Regions from separate parts of the Homo sapiens genome. Here region 2 is linked to region 1. A link is an interaction called in ENCODE POLR2A ChIA-PET data of the cell type or tissue named here. Cell type or tissue: A673. All regions are shown on one strand.

Region 1 (2,500 bases):
CAAGTTCTCATCCGCAGCATGGTGCGGCCTGCCTGTCTGTCCGTCCGTCCATCTGTCCGTCTAATCTGCAGCATGGTTCGACCTGTCTGTCTGTCCGTCCGTCCGTCCGTCTCATCCGCAGCATGGTGCGGCCTGCCTGTCTGTCCGTCTGTCCATCCATCCATCTCATCCACAGCATGGTGCGGCCTGCCTGTCTGTCCGTCCGTCCATCTGTCCGTCTAATCTGCAGCATGGTTCGACCTGCCTGTCCGTCCGTCCGTCTCATCCGCAGCATGGTGCGGCCTGCCTATCTGTCCGTCTGTCCATCTCATCCGCAGCATGGTGCGGCCTGCCTATCTGTCCGTCTGTCCGTCTGTCCATCTCATCCGCAGCATGGTGTGGCCTGCCTGCCTGTCCGTCCATCCGTCCGTCTCATCCGTAGCATGGTTCGACCTGCCTGCCTGTCTGTTCGTCTGTCCATCCATCTCATCCGCAGCATGGTGCTCCTGCCTGTCTGTCCATCTGTCCGTCCGTCCGTCCATCTCATCCGCAGCATGGTGCGGCCTGCCTGTCTGTCCGTCTGTCCATCCATCCATCTCATCCGCAGCATGGTGTGGCCTGCCTGTCTGTCCGTCCGTCCGTCTCATCCGCAGTATGGTTCGACCTGCCTGCCTCTCCGTTCGTCCGTCCATCCATCTCATCCGCAGCATGGTGCTCCTGCCTGTCTGTCCGTCTGTCCATCCATCCGTCTCATCCGCAGCATGGTGCGGCCTGCCTGTCTGTCCGTTCGTCTGTCCATCCATCCACTGCCTGCCCCATCGCAGGTGGGATTGGAGGCAGCTTGTCATTATACCCACAGTAAATGAGAAAAAGGGAAATGGATTAAACATCAGAGTTAGGAAGCATAGAGGAAGACAGCCTGGGAAGGTGGGGATGCGCAGACCGGAAAGGTCTGGGGGTCTCTAAGTCTCTGACATTCTTTGGAAAGATGTCCCATCTGGGCCCTTTCACACAGCTGCCTGCCTTCCACGGGGTGTCTGGACCCAACCTCATTCCCTCAAGGGAAGTCAGAAGCAAGGGTCTCACTCCCTGGGCCCCGGGCCTCGGTCTTCTCATTGTCTACTGCCCAGGAGGGAGACTTCACTGTGCAACAAGATGTCATTTCACAGAACTATTCTTGTCCTAGGCTGGGCCCTGCCTCGGGCATTTCAAGAGACTGAGTGGCTTTAACGGCTGGTGCAGCTCAGGTGCCGAAGTCACTTGCAACTGACTTAAGGACAGAGTTGTGCAAACCTCCCGGCTTCATCCAATCGCAAATCCCACAGAACAGGGACTGCAGTGGAGAGAAGCAGGGGCTTCCAGGGTCTCCTCTGTCCTGACCCAAACCCCAGTTTTTCCTTCAAGACTCAGCCCTGGCCAAGTGCAGTGGCTCACTCCTGTAATCCCAGCACTTTGGGAGGCTGAGGTGGGTGGATCACGAGGTCAGGAGATCGAGACCATCCTGGCTAACACAGTGAAACCCCGTCTCTACTAAAAATACAAAAAATTAGCCTGGCGTGGTGGCAGGTGCCTGTAGTCCCAGCTACTGGGGAGGCTGAGGCAGGAGAATGGCGTGAACCCAGGAGGCAGAGCTTGCAGCGAGCCGAGATTGCGCCGCTGCACTCCAGCCTGGGCGACAGAGCGAGACTTTGACTCCAAAAAAAAAAAAAAAAAAAAAAAATACAGCCCTGATCCTGCCTCCTCTGAGAAGCGTTCCTGGATCACACCATGCTTCCTCCCATGCATCCATTCATTCAGGAAATGCTTACTGGGCACTGATCAAGTCCAGAGGGAGGTGCTGGGGATGCAAAGATAGCGAGACAGCCCTGCCTTTGAGGAGCTCACAGTCCAGGGGAAAAGCAGACATCTAAAGTTACAGAATTGGTCCCAACAGCCAGCACGCAGTGAGCAACTACTATGTGCCAAGCACCGTGCTCATGACAGTCTCCTATGCACGTTCTATTAATAGCTCCCATTGAGAAACTAAGGTTCAGAGAGGTTAGGTCTCACATCAGAGATCACACAGCACGGGATTCTAAACTCTCCATTCCTAGGGCCAGAACTCTTCACTGATAGGCCAGTCAGTAAGCAGGATGATGACCAAATGAGGGCCTCCTCACCCCACTGGGCAAAGGAGTCAGAGAAGGCCTCCTGGAGGAGGAGGTAGGGTCCAACCTGAACCTTGAAAAAGGAGCCAGGGTTATCCAGGTAGAAGCGGAAGCCTTGAAAAGAAAGGAAGGAGGGGGCAGGCATTCGGGTGGAGGAGACAGCACGGGCCAAGGCTGGAGCGCCCGGAGAGTTCATGGGGAGGGGCACGCCCTCCTCCTTCCCCAGCTCCTATCATATCAGGCCCCGGTGTCACCATTTGTGGTTAGCTGGGTATTGTCTTCAATGTCTGTAGTGTTTTTCTCTTGTTTTTCACTTAATTTATCTCTAGTCATCTCACTTTCCCATCACAACTGTGCCTGGCATGAGGTCATAC
Region 2 (2,500 bases), 370 kb after region 1:
CTGGGTCCCCTGAGAGCTCACAACTGAGTGGGGAGAAAGAGAGCACTTATGGAGAATATCTTGAAAAGCAGCGCTTGCTAAACTTGGCTCCAAGTTCAGTAGGTGGTCAGAGGAGCAAGAAGGCAGAGTGGGCTGAAGTGGTCAAGGGAGGCTTCCTGGAAGAGGAGAATCTGGAGACAGGCTCTAAAGGATGGGTCAGATGAGATGATGGAAAGTAGGAAGGGCAAAAGGCCTGGAGCTGGAAGGAGCAGTGGGCAGTGACCTGCAGAGAGGTTCCAGACAAGAGGAATGAGGGTGGGTGCACATCACAAATTTGGAGACACAAGATTGATTTGACTTTTGCCATAATGATGGCATTGGGGCCAGGTGCAGTGGCTCATACCTGTAATCTCAGCATCTTGAGAGGCCAAGGCAGGAGGACTGCTTGAGCCCAGGGGTTCATGACTAGCCAGGAAAACATAAGGAGACCCCATCTCTACAAAAAAAAAATTAGCTGGGCATGATGGTACATGCCTGTGCCCCAGCTACACAGGAGGCTGAGGCAGAGGGATCACATGAGCCTAGGAAGTTGAGGCTACAGTGAGCGGTGATCGTGCCACTGCACTCCAGCCTGAGTGAGAGCAAGAGTCTGTCAAAAAAAAAAAAATAGAATGAGTTAACAAATTGTGGTAGTTATGTATAGTTCATGTGATGGAATACTACACAGCAATGAAAAAAGGATGGCATTCGGAGCATGTTGGTGGGAGAGATGCCGATGTTTCCCTCATGAGGGAATTAGTGTTTGGTGACTGCAATAATGTGAAAACAAAAGTGCTTCCTCCAGTCTGGCAGTGATTGTCTGACGAATAACCTTTTGTGCAGGCCTCACCTCTCACTCTCTGCCTCCCTTTCCACTGCTTCTTTCCTTTCTGGACTCAGAATTCCTGAAGGAGTGGGACAGGCTTCCGCTGAGCACAGGCACTGAAAGGACAGCTGCCCTCACCAGTGGTTGTGCTTCAGCACCACGGACAGCTCCCCAGACACTCGCCACACCCTTAGGCTCAAAGTGCCAGTGACTTCCAGGGCCCCATAAAAGCACCTGCTAACCCACCCCCAGGAGCTGGCTGCTGCTCTCCCACCATGCCCACTCTCCAACCTCCTATGACTTTTTTTGTATCTTTTACTTCTCAAAGCTGAATTCTGTGTTCTAAGACATCAGCTGATACACTTGTCTCATTCATTTCAGTTTGTTGAGGATCCCGTCTGTGCCAGGCACCATGTTTATCCACTCATGGAAGTGGGCTATAGAGGACCTCTCTGGTTGCCACTAAAATCCATTGTGTCCAAGGTCTCCTGGACCCCCTGGGTGCCTTTGCCAGAGAAGTGACTCCGAAGAAGTGAAGGTAGGCACCTGGGGAGCCAGTCAGTGGGCAGCTGCACTATCCCAGTGCCCCCAACTCACTCGTTATTGCTAAAATAGCTGCTGTTGAGGGCACAGGGATGTTGCAGCAGCCACGGAAGCAGGCTGTGATGTAATGATTGCACTGAAACTACACACCCCCCTGCAAGGCGGTGCTGTGGCTATCAACACTTGACAAGTCAGCCCAGAGGGATGAGGCCACATTCCTCAAGCCACACAGCTGAGAAGACACAGAGCAGGACTGCCTGTGTTTCTGACTCCAGACCCCTCACTCCTTTTTCCCCTCCCTCTCTCTAGGCTCAACCACAGAGGGTCCTATTAAATTGAATTGCCATTTTCATGGGTCAGCAAATGGCTGAATATCAGAAGTGTCATGCGCCTCCACCTAGTATTTTCTCCACTGAGAGCATCTCTTCCCTTGCCAGGAATGTGCTACTTCCCACGGCTTCCAGGCCACTGGGTCTGGGCAGGGGTGACCTTCTCCACCCTGGGCAGGCTGGGAAGAGCTTCTCCTCTAGGGGAACTGCCTGCCCAGAGGTGGCCCCACTGAAGCAGCCCAGACTGTGACCCTTGCAGCAGCTAATGAACACAGGTCACAAAGAGAAAAGCAGCTTTGTGAAATAATCCTTGCTCTGGGAGGCTGCCTGGCGAGAGCTGGCGGCTTCATCAGAATGTTTATGGAGGGGAATTAATCAGGAAACTCGGTGGAGTCGCCTGTGGTGGGGAAGACTGAGGAAGGCGGCGGAGCTTGGGAGGGAGGGTGTTCCATCTGAGTAATCAATGCTGGAAATTATTCTGTGAATATCAATGGTCTAAACATGGCGTCAAGGCTGGAGGGCACCAGAAAACAAGAAAGGGCAGACTGATTGAGTCCTGCATGGCCCAATAACTGCCCAGCCTCTGCAGCTGCAAAGAAGGAAGGCTGTTGCCCTTCATTCACTCACCCACTCATTGATTCTTCCTTTCAATCAGGAGCCAGGCAGGCCCTCCAATAGGCAGGAACTTTGCTGGTTGCTGGGACCAGTGCAGTAGTCACAAGACAGACATGACCCTGCCTTCCTGGACTAGATTGCAAAGACATTTAGAATCAAACTCAGGGAT

The links. Peaks named below come from ENCODE experiments on the same cell type or tissue, not always from the same donor. Only the 100,000 strongest peaks of a DNase experiment are listed, where the experiment ranks them.
Region 2: POLR2A ChIA-PET joins it to region 1 with 13 read pairs; 2 of 35 experiments call an interaction of 5 or more read pairs at or near these places.

What each region holds. Positions count from the first base shown.
Region 1 is chr9:132,171,922-132,174,421 of GRCh38, reverse strand. All of the region lies in intron 2 of NTNG2 (netrin G2), which reads right to left. Among named protein-coding and RNA genes, the nearest start is that of NTNG2, 11 kb to the right of the region's middle. In A673, no CTCF peak of the experiment used is centred here; no DNase peak of the experiment used is centred here.
Region 2 is chr9:131,797,887-131,800,386 of GRCh38, reverse strand. No RefSeq gene overlaps it. Among named protein-coding and RNA genes, the nearest start is that of RAPGEF1, 59 kb to the right of the region's middle. RefSeq lists a silencer at 875-1,065. In A673, no CTCF peak of the experiment used is centred here; a DNase peak (open chromatin) is centred at 996; H3K27me3 peaks cover 151 bases.